2 separate regions of the Mus musculus genome follow, and region 2 is linked to region 1. Evidence: chromatin loops called from intact Hi-C (ENCODE). Cell type or tissue: heart. All regions are shown on one strand. Each heading gives the region's core, and the rest is flanking DNA. Links, peaks and the distances in the headings are about the cores only. Region 1 overlaps Tlr5 (toll-like receptor 5). Region 2 has its middle 92 kb from the start of Ccdc185.

Region 1 (8,338 bases), core at 228-8,227:
GTTCTCCTTAGGCTCTTGTTTTGGTAGCTCCTCCAGCCCCAACTAGTGGTGCTGTTTTGGGGAGTTGTGGAAGCGTTGGGAGGTGAGACCTAGTTGGAAGAATAGAGTCGCTGGGTGTGGGTCCTTGGAGGTTTATTGCCCCTGGCTCCTGTTGATTCTCTGCATCCTGGCAACTGGCACTTCTCCTCTCCCCACAAACCATCTCAGCCCTGGTACTGTCAGCCCTCTGCCCCACCAGCTGCCTTCTGTATGCCCACACACCGTGCATGCTGGTATCCGTGTGCCTTCAGCAGGCTGTCTTCAAAGCCCCTCGTTTCTCCCACAGCTCAGGAGTCACCCCACACAGCAGCCAGCTTTCCCTTGTTCCCATTTCTAAAAGAAACAGGAAGACTCCAGCTCAGCACGTTAGGTTTCCAGGGATGCTGTGGACTCAGAGACTGGCTGATTCTTTTCTGGTGTTCACAGTTCTCACCAGGGTCTGCTTGCCTCTCCAAATCTTTATGATTCCTCAACACAAAGCATGTCTGTTGCGTCCTGCCTAGCAAGAACTTCCCCACTGATCTGCAGTCTTTTGTTCCATGTGCCATGGGTGGGAGGTGGGGACGCCATGAGGAACCATCTCCGTCTCCCTGAATTCCCAGTCTGGGTGGTGCTGGGAGATCAGAACTCCCCACAGGCTGGAATTCCCTACCTTACCTCGGAGCCACAGGCCATTTACTAAATCTCTGCTACAAATGTACTCATGAGCGAATGGCCATGGGGCTCCCTGGTTTGTATTTCAGAGCTCACCTGTACCCCTTTCTGCAAATTAGAATTTCAATTCCCGATGCCAGCTGTGCTTTGTTCTCTCTGACTTGTGGTAAATATTTGCTGGCTGGATGAATTCATCCACATCCTGCTCTCAGGCCTGCCTCTCTCTTCCTGGCCCTGCAGGGATGGCTGCCCACCGCCTGGGGGATCTATGAGCTTCTCTGGGTCCCTTGGAAAGACTTTTCTCAGCTTGTTCAGAGCAGCCTTAATTTCCCCTTGGTCTCTCCTCCATGTCTTACGGAGTGGATGAGGTCATCACAGATTCCCTAAGATCCCGGCATCAACGCAGCTGAGATCTTTGCTTTGGCAATTTAACTGTGTAGTCCCAGTGCTGCCTGCTTCAGTTCTCTGCCTCTGATCAGGATGGCTAAAGTGATCACCCTGCCTATCTCCCACCGAGCTGTGTTTCAGATTTTAAATATTCCCAAAGGCCCGTGTGTTGAGTCTTAGTCACCAGCTTCAGGTGCTTCCGGGAGGGGTGGAATGAAGTAGGCTAAGGTACTGTAGTTGTGCCCTTGAAGTGGATAGTGAGACTCAGGCCCTCTTATTTCTCTCTCTGCTTCTTTGTATTATGGGATGGGCATTTTCCTCTTCTGTGTGCCCCTTTAATCCATAGTCACTTGGCGGGTTGCTTCCAACCTCCCCCCTTATTAGTTAGCTCAGTTATCTTGTTGCTCTGACAGTGTGTGACCCCAACGCACGCATCCTTCACTGGGTGACTGGAGGGAGCTTCCCGGGAGACAGCTCTGACTAGAAAAGTCCTCAGTGAGTCCTCGGGCCAACAAACCAGAACTCTGCAGGGTGGCTCTAGGGTCCCCATCTTAGATTACAACCCATTCTAGAACAGTTACCTAGAGGGGACCTTTCAGATTGAACTGTCATTTTATAGAGGAAAAACTCAATGCAGGCAACCATCCCAATTTAATAATCGCCACACTATCTACTGTCTCTGCCCTGCCTTCTGACTTTACTACCATGTTTAGAATCTGGCCTTCCCTCATCCTTATCCTTCGTTTCTCTGCCTAGCCTGGTTATCCAAGCTCTGAGCATATATATATATGTGTGTGTGTGTTTATGTGCATATATACACATATACATATTTGTGTATATATGTGTATATATGTATACACACATTCACATATATGTATGTATGTATATATGATATATGTACATTCATATATGTACATATATCATATATACATTCATATATGTATATATATCATATATACATATCACATACATATGCTTCCTTGGCTTACCCCATCCCACCCTCCCTCAAAGGCTGTCCCCAACAGTCCTCACCTCCCTCCAGCCACGTTCACCCCTCCCCCCTCTTCCTTACCTGCTCGCTCCATCTTCATGGCAGCCTTTCATTATATCATGCCTTCCCTGTTAGACTGAAGTCTTGCAGCAAGGAGCGGGTTTTATTCATACTTGATGCCTCACCGTTCCAAGCACAACTCTAAGGCCCCCGCAATATTCCTTCTCCTTAGTGTTTGAAGCCAGAGCTGCACTAGGAGCACCCGCCTTCCCATACTAACACCAGAGGCACCTAAGAAGTGTTCATTTTAGGACCAGTGGACCACCATTGTCCAAGGACTTCTGTGACCACTGGAATCTCGTCACAGCCATGGTGGCATTTTTTAAAAAAATGAATCAGCACTTGCTTTCTGAATAAACAGAAACCATCGCACACAGGTTCGTCTTGCTGGGTGTGTGTCACTTTTCCTCTTGGTCGTTTTCCACGACGTATGATTTTTACTTCCCTGTTTGACTTCCTGTGTTTTGGCGCTTTAAAAAATTAAAACTGAAAAGTTAGCACACAAAAGCAACGAGTTTCCCTGTGGCATTTCATCCTGGAGCTGTCAGTATACTCTATCCTATTCATCTTGATGTTTGGCTTTCTGAGACAGAGTGTCACTGTACAGCCCAGGCTGGCTTTGAACTCCAAGTCTTTCTGTCTCTTAGGTGCTGGGATTAGAGGTGTGTGTTCCCCATCCACCCCCCCACCCCCAAATGGAATGTTCCCTGGAAGCAAAACGTTTGAAACGTTTGAAACGCTTTTCTAAACCAAGACCTGTAAGACTTGAGGGCTGAAGAGACTGAGAAACGTCTGGTCCAGCCTCCGCTGCAGAAGGTGGTGTCTAAGTCATTCAGTCAGATGAGCAACCTTTCTGTTTTGCAGTACCAGAGAGGAAAATAAAATCACTCTGCTGGTGAGGATGCTCCCCCTGGGACCTGGAAGTCTTTTTCATCACCTGCCTGTGAACATTGAGTTTCTGAGATTCCGGTCCTAGACAAGACAATTACCCTGTCTCTGTACTCCAAGGAACCAAGAATTTGCTGACTCAGGGCCTTGTGAGTTTCTCAGGGTGGGGTTGAGTGGGGTGGGGAACGGAAGGAGTAAGGGAAGACCCCCACAGGGTTTGGCATTCCTAAGCCGCAGGGCTAAGTGAATGATGAAGGCAGGGTTAGGAGCCTGGGTGTAAAGTACGGGCCACAAATATGCAAGGGAGTGGCTTCAAGGTTGAAGAACTGACTTGGTTAGCATCAGATCATCTTGAAGATGATTAAACAGGTCCCTAGTGAGGTCGGGCCTTTGAGTAAGATCTCATACTTGGTAAATTGTAGAGCAGGAACTTGAATCCACCTGCAAGCACAGCTGTCAGGTTGCCATTGTGATCTTTAAATACAACCAGATCTTAAAATTCTGGCGGACATATGCAGAGCCTCAAAGGATGCTGTGCACAGGGGACTCCCTGGAACTGGGGGTGCTGATCCATCTCATTTGGGGAAACCCGACAGCACGAGCTTTTAACAACTAAGAATAATTGTCTATGTGTGCGTGCTTCACGTGGAAGCCGGAGGGTCACTTCAGGTATCATTCCATTCCTCTTCTACCTTATTTGAGACAGAGAGTCTTCACTGTTTGCCACTCTGGACCCCGAGATAGCTGGCGCCCACGTTTCAGAGGAGTCTCGTGTCTCTTCCATCTCAATGAGATTGCTGATTGTGCGTTACAGGTTCTGGGTTTTGAACTCAGGTCCTCACACTCGGGCAGTGAGTGCTTTCCCCCACTGCATTTCTAGCATGCACCCAGGTGATGGGGCTGACCCGCTGACCACGTTCTAATGGGCACAACTCCTGCTTTTATACTCATGGTTGTGAGGCACAAACTCGTTCTCCCGTGAATGCCTTATGGCCATACTAATGCATTCACTCCAAATCCTCTCACCTCTCGCTGGAGATTTCTCGCGAGGGAGAGCTGGAAGAGCCCCCATGGTTTAATCTGAGCTAAGGAAGCCAGAGAGCTTGGGATCGAGTTTCTCAGGTCCTGCTGGTGTCCTCCTGGTCACCAGCAGGGGGCGCACGCTGGGCAGAGACCAGAGGAGGAGTCCTCCGCCATTCGCAGGAAAGCTAGACTGGGCTCCGCTGGGAAGCACCGATTGCCTGCCTAATGGGGTGCGTTTCCAAATTTAGATGACGACCAAACTAGTGGCTCAATTCGATCCTAGTTCCACATTTAACAGGTGCGTGAGCTTGGGTAAGCGCTGGAGTTCTTTGAGTTTCAGTTTAATCATCTATAAAATAGCATGGATAATCGTTTCCACTTCCGTACTCCAGCCGCACTGGGACCCAAACCTGTGTGTAATCCTCCAGCTTTGCTTTGCTTACTTAAGTAGACAGCCAACATTCATGTACCAACGCCTCACCAGCAAGGCACACCCTTAGAAGCCACTGAAGGGGAAAGCAGAGAGAAGGAACAGGTTCTCGAATGGGAGGGTATTTCCTTTACCATCCATGAGAAATAACATAACAATGAGCCCTGTAGGCAATGGTCCCTGGCACCCCCAAACAACAAACAAAACGATACTCTGTAAAAACAGTATCAGCATCCCAATGGTTTAGGCTCCGAATGGTCTCCTCCTGACTGCTTATTATAGACTCATTAGAGCACTTTTTACAACAGCTGATCAAAATAAAATAATCTCAACTGGATGATTATGCAAAACTAGCGGCTGGCGAGGCGCACTTAAATCCCTCGGGGACAGGGAGCTCACAGAGCAGTCGAACACTCCGATCTGTCTGTCGCCAGGTTTAGGCTACGGTGCTCTCAATTAGAAAATTAACACCGCAGGCTCTGACAGCCTCCCGGAATGCAGCTCAGCTAAACCTTGAGTATCGGCGGCGGACAAAGTAAACTGCCAGGAGAGCTGGGCAGCAGCCAGGTCGGGGATAGGGGGGTGTGGGGGAGGGGGAGGCGGGGAGCTGGAGCAGAGCGAACTGGGAAGTCCAAGGAAGCCTTGAAGCAAGTAATGACACAGGCAATCGATTTGCTAAGAGCAGCAGAAGTCCTTTGTAGAGTGATGTAAATTGGAAGCCACTGGGATTGGGGTCTGTGTGAACAGGGAACAGAAACCCTACTAAGCCCTGCGAGGATCTGTAGTCTCTATTTGAAATAGAGATAGCTTCTTAGGCCCATAACACCAAGTTAGCTCTGTGGTTGGCACAGACACTCCTGGTCCACGCTGAGCCCCAAAGTTGGGAGAAGACAGGCCCAAGAATCCAGGTGCAGAGGAGGAAAGACCCTAACCCTGATTTCATTGGAAGACAGGCAAGGGCTGGGTGAAGGGACCCAATCAGAAGCCCGTAGTCCCCACCCCTCCCACCCCCTGGGAGGTTTATGCATGTGGAGTTTGCTGGGCAGGGCAATGGAGGTGTGTGTGTGTCCCATTCTAAACTGGGTTCAGAGAGTCAGTACGAGTGACTAGGCTCTTGTCTGCTGGTGACAATTACCTCCATGGTATGTGAGGTCACAGCCAGCAGTGCTGTGTTTGAATCCCCCTGCTGCTGCTAACTGGGCATTCTGGACAAGTTTTGGTTTTCTTGTCCTCAGTTTCTGCAATTCAGGACACAGCCATCCAGGGCTGACAGTGGTGTTAAGGTGTGTGTTCAAACTGTCGCTCCGTCTGTACAAGTGGCAACCTTGAACTGAAAGTGTGTCCCCATGCCTGCAAACTCTAAAGTTACCCAAGGGAACCTGATAGCACCCCGACCACAGCTGATCCTCTCCAAGCAGAATATCCATCTCCACGTGAAAGCTGGTTGCAGGGGATCTTAAAAACAGCGGAAAATAATGTCCTTGGTGATGGAACTGGGGTCACACGGATGGATCCTGGCTTTAAGCAACACTTACTCTCAGAGCGTGTAGGTTGGTAACAGGAGGCCAGAATACTCGCTGTTCCCTTCCTCCTATCTCCACCTTGCCTCACCACACCACCTCTCACACAGTTTCTCCAGCCACTGCCCTCTGGCATGTGACAGAACCATACCCAGAAGTAGCTTGCAGCTCCGAAGAAGGGCCTCTAAGGTGAGGACACGGACTCTTTGTTGAGAAATTCAGGGAGAAGACAGCTTGGCAGTAGATACAGAGAGAGGGCCGAAGAAGAGAGGCTTTGGTTTGGACCTAGGAACTTTAGTTTTGTACCATGAAGTAGCAGAGTGCTAAAGCCACTAGAACAGAAAGGGGCTGTCAGGGAGACCGAGCCTAAGGGCTCTCCCGTAGGGGTAACCGGAGTGATCAGATGACTGAGCAGGACATACCGATTATCCTTGTCCCCGAGGACTTGGCAGTGCATAAAATCTGGAAATTGTGACGATCCTGGGGTGTTTGCTGTGAATCCCAGCCCGGTAAGATCCAGAGCTCAAGCACACAGTAAGCTGATTTCTGGAGAATAAAGGAGAGTTGTGGCAATCTTGCACATCTGAGCATGTCCATGTGAGAGATTCACACTCTCTTTTGCTTTACAGGTCAAGAAAGGAAAGGAAAGGTGGCTTTGTCACTATGGAGATGGGTCATACCTCTGAGAAAGCTGTGCTGGCAGCAGCTCAGGACCAGTGGTGGCTTTAGGTGCCACCTCTATTACACGTGTGCGGAGATACCATCAAACCCTTCTGGGTGTTCCTTTCTCTAAATCAGGGTGGGTATGAAGGGGACATGAGAGGGGACACAGCTCAGGCGCCTGGGCCTCCTGCAGTATCTCTCACATGTATTTATTGGCCTCTGAGTTACTCATTGACTATGAGAGTGTCTAAACCACATTGAAATGAGTCCAGCTAGAGAACTGGTCTGGTGACACTGGATGACGGTGTCAGGGATGTGAACATGAGCCTACAGCGAGGGGCCAGCTCACTTGTCTGGAGTGTCACAACAAAGGGGTTTTAAGTATATGAATCTCTAGCCAGGCACGCTGAGTGTGAATCCTGGCTCACCATTCACCACTCTCAGGCCTTAGGACAGTGACAGTCCTAAGCGACTCTGAGTGCCTGCTTACGCGTTCCCCAGGATTACCAGTGCTAGTAACTGGTGTAAAAGGGAAAGCGCCTCGCCGTTGTAAGGTAAAGTTCAGGGCCAGTGAGAGATGGCTCAGCAGTTAAGAGCGGTTATTGCTGCAGACAACCCAGGTGACCTCCTGACATTCACTTCTGGCAGCTCACAGCGACCCATGACTCCAAGTTCAGGGGATCTGATGGCCTCTTCTGGCCTCTGTGGGCACCTGCCCTTATGTACATGCCTACCTATAATCCCAGCTCTTGGGAGACTGGGATAGCAGCATGAGGACGTTAAGGCCGGCCTGGGATACATAGAATTGCAGGATAGTCTGGAATACACCGAGTCTCTAAAAGAATTAGATTTTCTGAGCAGAAGAGAGAAAGCACAAAGAGAAAAATGAGGCACAGTCAAAACAATGAGAGAAGCCAGTGTTGTGGGTGGAGAGATACTGCATGGAGATACACACACACACACACACACACACACACACACAGAGGATATGTAACAGGAGCTGTACAGGGAGGAGGGCATGTGGTCAGCAGGAGTGCCTGCTTGCCCCGAGCTCCAGGCTAGCCTTCTGCCTGGCTGATCCTTGACTGTGCTTTCTAAGTTGAGCTTCTGAACACTCAGCTTTTTCGAGTGTACTCTGCCTTTTCCAGCCCCCCACACCCTACCTCTTGGAGTTATCAGACACCGCTATATGGTTTTGCCTTGACTTCGTTCTAATTGTCTCACAGGTGTGGGGTTTTATCTTCCCAGCTACACCTGGACAGTTCAGAACCGTGGGAGCCATGCTCCAACCTTGTCTTTGTCCCACAGAGCTGAGGACATCATAGGCTGTGGCTCACAGCTCAGAAAACTATGGTACCAGGGCGGGGAGGCCCCAACGCCTGGAAGGTCTGTCACCACATTCTTTTCCACAAACTGAAGAAGAAGCAAACACGTCAGGGGACAGGAATTTGGCAGGGCAGGAACTCTTGCTCCATAGGACTAAAAGCAAGGGAGGGCAGACACAATAACTGCTTCCAATCCTCAGCAGAGCTACAAAGCTGAAGAAGCCGCCACCAGGAGTTATCCAAGAACCCTTTGTGTTAGAGACATCGCCCCAGGAGAGGGCTTTCCTCCTCAGACAAAGCTAAGACCCGACGAGATTAGCTTTGCAGTCACACAGTGGAATCAGAAAGGTTTGAGCAG
Region 2 (8,338 bases), core at 142-8,141, 300 kb after region 1:
CTCTCAAAGAGCCTACTTCTCTGAGATTCTAGTGTATATGAAAGACCAGCTGAGACATCCAGCCTCGCGGACTGAACAGCTACTGGATTCTTGGGCCTTATGTTTACAGGCAACCATTGTTGGGTTAGCTGGACCACAGCCGGTAAGTCATTCTAATAAATCATATATATATATATATATATATATATATATATATATATATATATATTCACACACACACACACATATATATATGATATGTATGTAATAAATCATGTATATATGTGATATATATGACTATATGAGATATTTCATATATATTTCCATATATATAATCCCATATATATATAATCTCTATAAAGAGATTCCGATTCATTCTACAAGTTCTGTCACTCTAGAGACCTGACTAATCAGTTTGTCAGAACCTATGTTTCAGGACCTTGTCTGGTGTGCCCCACTGCCTTTAGTACATGGTGCCATATGACCTTTGATTATGGTCTATTTCACACCTTCTGTCTGGAAGTGGGATGGCAGAGGATCAACCTCCTTGCTCTGTATCGGGTACGGTTCAAACAGGAAACCAGAAGTCTTTGTTATTTTAATCAGAAAAGATAATGGAAGGAATGCTTTTGGCCAGCCCTGTGCGTATTACCACACCGATGCCAGAAAACATCTGTGTCCTGAGCTTGGGTGAGGAGACCGGAGCTCCATGCTATAATTCCCGGACTGATTTTAATCTGTTTCCACAGTAAATCACAGCCGTGACCGTAATAGCTATCAGTGCAAGGCCTTCTAGAAGCTTCTAGAACCCAACAACTGGGATTCTGAGACCTTTCTAAACCCCCAGCTAAAGCTGGAGAGAGGATATCAGAGCCTCTGTCCCTGTAGGTTTGCAGTTGACATGCTCACTTAGGCAACAGATGCTGGACCGATTCTTAGACAGGCCAGAGGATAATAGTCCAGTCTGACAGCCCTTGCCTACCCCAGAGGTTCATGCTTATTTCATAGTAATGGTATCAAAGATCACAGAGCCCTGCCACTGCCTCACCATAGGCAGTTGTAAGCCTTCGTGTCCTGAGCTTGGGTTGCCCAGAGATGACACTGGCCAGAGAACAGAATTCTGTGGAAAACTCCATGTTAGCCAGAGCTTCCCTGCTGTTACCACGATGAGGGGAAAAGAAGGAGTTAATCTGCACTGTGGCTTCCAAACTTAGTTCCAGGATATCTTATCGCCAGGGGTGAACCATAGTAGTCAGAGCTCTGTAAACAAGAGGGTCAGAAGCAGATTCTACGCTTCCTGAGAAGAGAGAACAGATGTCATGCGCCAATCCACAGATGCACCGTGAGGGTCAGTTCTCAAAATTCCACTTTCTAATCTTCAACTACCACATGCCTACTAGAGAGGAGGGTTTGGGACGTGAGGCTAGGTTTGGAGGCACTGTGTGGTAAATTCTGCACATGGTCCTTTTCCTCAGAGTAGCACAAACTTCTATATGAGTTTCAGCCTGGGGTGGTCTGAATGAGAACTGTTATTCCCTAGGCTTCAGTATTTGAACTCTTGGTTAGCCCTGTTTGGGAAGCTTTGGGTGGGTGGCATTGCCAGCGGAAGTACATCACTGGGAGTGATCTTTAGGTCCTCAGATTCCTGCTGTGACTGCCATATCTACTGTTTGCTGCCATGCCTTCCCCCATGATGGTCCTTAGTCCTCTGGAACCATAATCCAAAATAAATTCTTTCTCCCGTGAGTCCCCTTGGTCACAACATTTTATCACAACCGAAAAATACTAACGCAAGCCCCAAATACCTGTTTATATTGCATTAGATCTATGATAACCAGGGCAACAGCAAATACCTGGGATGACGAAGGGATGAGAGAATCCGAGTTCTGCCCCCAAGTTTGTCTTTGAGAATAATAGAGGTGATTGAAGACCCTGATATTCAGGCAGGACCACAGGCAAAAGGATTCAAAAGTCCTATTTACCGGGCTGGTGAGATGGCTCAGTGGGTAAGAGCACCCGACTGCTCTTCCGAAGGTCCAGAGTTCAAATCCCAGCAACCACATGGTGTCTCACAACCATCTGTAACGAGATCTGATGCCCTCTTCTGGAGTGTCTGAATATAGCTACAGTGTACTTACATGTAATAAATAAATAAATCTTTAAAAAAAAAGTTCTATTTACCAAATCTTAAATTACTAGAACAATCCAATGAATAGATAAATATTCATGTGGTTAAAAGATACCTGGCTCACACACTAAGTTAATGGTAGAAATCTCTAGATATTTACCACTTACCACTTGTCAAAACAGAAATTCCAACGTGTTAGGAACAATCGTTAGTTGAACACCAGTTATGAATGCCAGGAGACTACCTCAGAAATATTTGAGGAAAGCTCCAGAGAACTGTAATTTGCCTTACACACTGTTCTATGGGAGTCTCTTCTTGTACAATAAGACTGAGCTGTAAATCACAGGTATGCTGTTGCTTGGTGAATTCTCTTCAGGGCCTGACAGGAGCATTTCCTGTCTTCTTCGGATGCTAATCTCCCTGAAAGAGTCTGCTACCTGCATGCATTCCTTTTCTCTTAGTATGCGATATCCCAACTGAGTAGCCTTGAACAATAGAGATATTGATCCCCTGTCTCATCGAGAAGTCTGCAGACTGGAAGCGCTCAGCTTGCTTAATTCCATGTGATGAAGTCACCAAGGGCCAGTTGCTTTCTGCTCCTTGCTATCTGCAGTGTCAGCCTGGATCCCACAGAGTGGAAGATGGGTTCCAACCCCTAGGCCCGTCATAATCCTGTCAGAAGGAAAGACAACTCGTCTTGCCAGACAATCTTTCCCTGAAGGTCCATAGAAGGCTCTCCTTGTTCGTTCGTTATTCAAGACTGGATCACAAGTGCATTCAGTTGCAAGGAAGTCTGCTGCTGTGTTAGGCTACCACACACACACACACACACACACACACACACACACACACACACACACACACTCAACCAAACTGGAAGGAGATTGAGAGAGAATCTAGATTCAGCGGTATGTCTCCCATCACAGGCAACTGCTCCTTCCAGCAGCCTGCTCTGTACACAGTGGGGATTTAGCAAATGAAAAGCTAAGAAATAAGGCATCCGAGTACCAGCAGGGGCTGGTGCTGATTCGGCCTTGCCTCAGTTTCCTGTGGAGTGTGTCTGACTTTAGTGTGGAAGTCTTAGACCAAGAACCAGCCCGGATAGCTGGTGATGCTGAACCAGGAGAATTTCCAGGTCTGCCATGCTCTTGTTCTCAAGCCATTCAAGGACTGACTAGCCCAGGCAGGAGAAGCTCAGAAATCTGCAGAAGAGCTGTGGACACATCAAAGTTGACCCTGCAGAGATGGGAGCCTTGACCACAGATCTGGAAATAGAAGGGCTTTGGTGGCATTGCTGGGACATGGCGGGGAACACTCCGAAGTTAAAACACGTGCTTCACACAGGCCCTTCCTTCAGAAAAGCAAAATCCAAATGGCTTTCAAGAGAAGAGGACAGTAGTTCAGAGGCAAAGTCAGAGGGCCTTCTCCCCCACAGAGACACAAAGACAAGGGACATTGCCTTGCCGCTCAGGATGTCAGTAGGGGCTCACTAAAACAGCTCAGTCTCTCCAACTTGCAGTGGTTAAAAATCTGATTTAACTGAGGGGCCTCATGGCCTTTGGCAAACATTCTTCCCGTGTACTTCCACCATCTTCCAAGAAGCCAGAGAGAAGTTGAGACTTCACCAGGGACTTCATCAAACAAGGAGATCAAAAAGGAATTCTTGCCCTGCAGACTCCGGGGTAAATGCCCGAGGAAGAGTCACCCCTAGAGGGCAGCAGACCATTTGAGCTGAAGGGATTAAAATGATAGTTGCTTTAAACCCACAGAAACCAAAGCGGCAGAGAGACATGCACAGTCTGTGGCTCATTGGAGATGCGAATGAGCCGGGTTTTCACTCCTAATTAGCTACATAATCTTAGGCAGGTTGGTAAGCATTGGAATGCCAGCCTCTTCACCTGTAAAATGGAATTAATCTTGCTGACTGCACAGGGCTGCTGTGAGCATCAGATGAGAAGAGGTGTGTGGTACTTCCTGGAACAGGAAGTCTCTGTGTCTGCCCCACTTACATATGTTCCTGGGGCAGCAAGGAACTGGGAATGCCTGCTCTCTTTTCTTTCCCTAATATAAATGCAGCTCAGGATGAAGAGCTAGGCAGGGGTGGCCAGCAATGAATCCTGACCTTCAGAGAATGCCATTGGCCAAGGTCTGGAATATGGGGTATGGTGTTGTATGGAGCCCTTTGGAGACCCACAGCTGTTCCATTCCACCCAGTTTCTCCAACCTTCTCTCTTGGAACTATCCATTCTTTGACCCCACAAAGAGGCCCTGGCTTGAGAAGATGGTAGTAACTACAGCCAAGTCTGGGACTCTTCTTTCTAATCACACACTGGGCCTGGCCTGAAGAGGCTGTGTGACTGCTTCCAGGTTCCATCATTATGTGATCAGTTCTGGACTTGGAGGACAACGGCTGCCATCTCTACCTCCCTAAGAAGTATCTGAACAAGCCACACCATAACTCCAAAGACACTGTTCAATTTCTCTTTAGTTCCAAGTAGAACAGCGAGTGGGGCTCAGTGGTAAAGCACACTCCCAGCATATGTGAGAGCCTGGGTTTAATTCATAGCACTTCCAAAGACAAAAGGTAGGTGAATAAGGAACACAGTAACCCACACAGACCCTTCTGAAAGACTGTCCTTGGGAAATTCATTGTCCATAGGGAAGAATCCTTCCGTCCAGGACTCTTGAGTCCCCTCCGTGTACTGGTACCTCTATGGTCATTCTGCAAAATTTATGAAAATCTTCTCTTTGAATTGGAAATGTGTCCTGCAAAGGAAGCAAACTTCAAGCACAAATAGAGATATCCAGAGCCTGTGGGCAGCCCTGGGGTGGCAGCTTGAATTCCTTCTTGTCCCGTGGGACCTCGGTGAGCAGTATTTTGCCTCCGTATCCTCGGAGTTTGATGTGAAGATGATGTCATCCCCTCAGCAGTCATTTGGCATTTGGGAAGCACTACACAAATAACCCCACACATAAGAGAATGGCATGTATGTGAATGGCAGGGGCAAAGTCCATCGCTACACACGTCTCGTCTCCCTGCCGGGAAACAAAAGCCCTTGAGAATGGGATGCCTGCCTCAGGCTGAGAATTAAAAGTCAGCCAAGACTCTGCTGCTCCTCATTTTCTGCCATCACCAGATGCAGATAGCAAGAGATGGATGGATGTGTTCTGAAAGCCACCAGCAGTCAAATCCACCTAGAATACTCAAACAACCCTCCTGTGGAGCATCTACGGTGACTTCGATTCTCTTGGCAGCTACCTTTAAACACTGTGAAAGTGAGGAGGCGAAACTTATCTTGGGTTGTTAAGCCCTCAACATCGATGACCTACTGTCTTAGTTTGGGCTTTACTGCTGTGAAGAGATACCATGACCAAGACAACTCTTATAAAGGCAAACATTTAATTGGGGCTGGCTTACAGTTTCAGAGGTTCATTATCATCATGGTGGGAAACATGGCAGCATGCAGGCAAACATGATGCTGGAGGAGCTGAGAGTTCTACATCTTCATCTACAGGCAGCAGGAGACTATATCCTGCAGACAGCCAGAAGGATGCTCTGTCACAGTGGTCAAACTTGAGCATATATATGAGACCCCCAAAGCCCCACCTCCACAGTGACACACTTCTATCAAGGCCACACCTCCTCCAGTAAGGCCACACCTCCAAATAGTACCACCTCTCATGGGCCAAGCATATGCAAACCTGGAGAGACTTCTAAAGGAGGAACCTGCCTTTGCCTTACATGTCAGTGTTGAAGTTAACTAGATGTTATTTGCATCCAGGCATGAGGTACACACTTATATTTCCAGCACTTGAGAGGCCAAGGCAGGAGGATCTCTAGTTGAAGGCCAGCCTGGGTTATACAGTCAAAACAATCAAAAACTTCAAACAAACAAACAAAGAAAATCACACAAAGCAAAACAAAAAGAGGTCATTTATAAAGATGCTCAAAGCAGCCCCAACACACACACACACACACATACACTCGTGCGCGTGTGTGCCTTCCATTTTGATAGAATGGTCTTGAGACAGCTTTAGTCTAGATGGGGAAAATTCAGTAGAATATATGATTGTATAAAACCACACAGTCTTTTAGTGTGACAAGTTAAATGTACGACCTCTGAGCTGAAAGCAGGGCCACCATAAAGTGCCATTCTGGTGACCAGCCAAGCCTGTCCCAACATGGGACAGATGGAGAATACAGACAGGCCAAACCTTTGAAACCAGAGCACAATTTGGCAAAGGAAAAGTATAAATAAAATATAAGGGGAATGAAACCCAATAGAACTTCACATAAGTGTCATAAGAAGATAAATGGACAATTTTGTACCAATAAAGTAAAAACTTAGATGAATTAAATAATTTTCTACATGATTTAATTCACTCCCAGAAACAAAAAGTAGGCTGCTGGGTTAAGGCAGCACATGGGTAAGGCATATCTACTATTCTTCCTTCCATAACCATCATTAAAACTACCATCAACAATATTTTTAAATTTAAAAAAAAAAGAAGAAGAAAAGCTGGAAGTCAGATCTACTGGTCCCTATGTCACATCCACCAGGCATAGTTCTTTCCTGTCCTGTTTCCCAGATACCCTCCCTTTGGGGACCACTGCTGAAAGGCATTGAGGGTAGCAACTCCCTGTGCTCTTGGCCAGTTGGGCCTGTCATGCCGCAAGAGGAAGCTGGCCATCCACCCACCCTGTCTGCAGTGATCGCCACACGTAGAACCCCATACAGGCAAGAGTGGCAGCAGCATACATGTCCATTCTTACCAAGCCTCTGACCAGGAAGCCTTCTACTTCTCTCATTCCCCGTGACACTGGCACACTGTCCCCTTTTCTGGAAGAATGGGGTCAAAGTGGGTCACATGTGATTCTAGTACCTACCATCTTACCTTCGGTATAGCAGTGTCAAGCCTAGTGCCTCCTGTTCCTTTCTTCCTTGGCTAGTTTTGGGGAAATCTTGGGCAAACTGATGCTTGAAGCACCTACACATCTCTAACATCTCCCAACACACACACACACACACACACACACACACACACACACACAAAGATACACAAACACACTCTAATACACACAAACATACATATACACAAACACATAAGCACTAAAACACACATAAATACACACACACACACACACACACACACACACACACACCAGATTAAACCTCCCACTTGGTGCTTCAGATTCTACTGCTGGCCCTTGCTGTTCAGGCAAGTCCTGACTTTTAAATTTTCTTTAAAAACACACACACACACACACACACACACAAAAATACTCACAAAAAAATATCTAATTTGTTTGCATTTACAGTGATCACAATCAATAGCTTCAACATAAGTGTCTCCCTCCTCACACAACTTTTAAAAGTCTAACCGAACCTGCTCCAAACCTTTTCCATTTTATCTCAAGCAGAGCACTCAGCCACCGAATCCCCTAGCAGCCTAACACCGGCTGCTGCCACTGGGCTGTGAGAAAGGGAGCAAAAGGCCAAGCAGAAGTCACCTGCATTTACCTCAACAAAGAACATTGTCATCGTTGTGGTCTAGAATAAGTGCCTTCTGATGTCAAGAAGGCAGAGAGAGAATGTGGCTTTAGAGGATGAACACATTTCCAGACTCTCTGTGTACGAGTTTTACCTGTAATACCGAGAAGGGATATACTGACAGTACGTGTTCTGTGTCTATCCTGAACCCTGGACTGAATATTCACATATTCCTCCATCCAGTTCACAGAAACGCAAGCCAGCAGACACCAATGGTACCCATTTTACAGATGACAAAAATCCTTTCTGTTACCTAATATTTCATTTTCATCAGGCTTGAGAGAGCTAGACTTCTGCTTCTCCTGAGAAAGAGTTTTCTGTCCCTTCCCCTACACCTCCTCTTCATCCCTGGGCTCAGGATGCAGACTTCCAGAAGGTAGGTCCTCCGCCAACATGAGCCAGAATCCCAGGGACTGAGGCTCACTGCCCAAGGCTATCAGAACCAAAGAGCTAGTGGTACTCTGGCCACGTCAGCCACACCTTCCTGTCAAGCATATGCTAACATTACTGGTTTGGTTAAGGATACTGAAAAGAGCTTGCTGAACTTGATTGTGCTGATCCCTGAACTCTGAAAAAAGAGAGGCCACCACTCACCTACAGGGTATGGATTACCCTTTGTGATGGTTTGTATTTGCTTGGCCCAGGGAGTGGCACTATTTGGAAGTGTGGACTTGTTGGA

What was found. Peaks named below come from ENCODE experiments on the same cell type or tissue, not always from the same donor. Only the 100,000 strongest peaks of a DNase experiment are listed, where the experiment ranks them.
Region 2: it touches region 1 in a loop (4-fold over the local background); 4 of 42 quality-filtered maps call a loop at or near these places.

The regions. Positions count from the first base shown.
Region 1 is chr1:182,956,146-182,964,483 of GRCm38, reverse strand. The region is part of intron 1 of Tlr5 (toll-like receptor 5); the gene reads right to left. Among named protein-coding and RNA genes, the nearest start is that of Tlr5, 5.5 kb to the right of the region's middle. In heart, for the core only: a CTCF peak has its summit at 4,165 (motif pointing right); DNase peaks (open chromatin) are centred at 4,183, 4,963 and 5,433; H3K4me3 peaks cover 1,823 bases; H3K27ac peaks cover 3,322 bases.
Region 2 is chr1:182,653,449-182,661,786 of GRCm38, reverse strand. No RefSeq gene overlaps it. Among named protein-coding and RNA genes, the nearest start is that of Ccdc185, 92 kb to the left of the region's middle. In heart, for the core only: a CTCF peak has its summit at 3,807 (motif pointing right); no DNase peak of the experiment used is centred there; H3K27ac peaks cover 985 bases.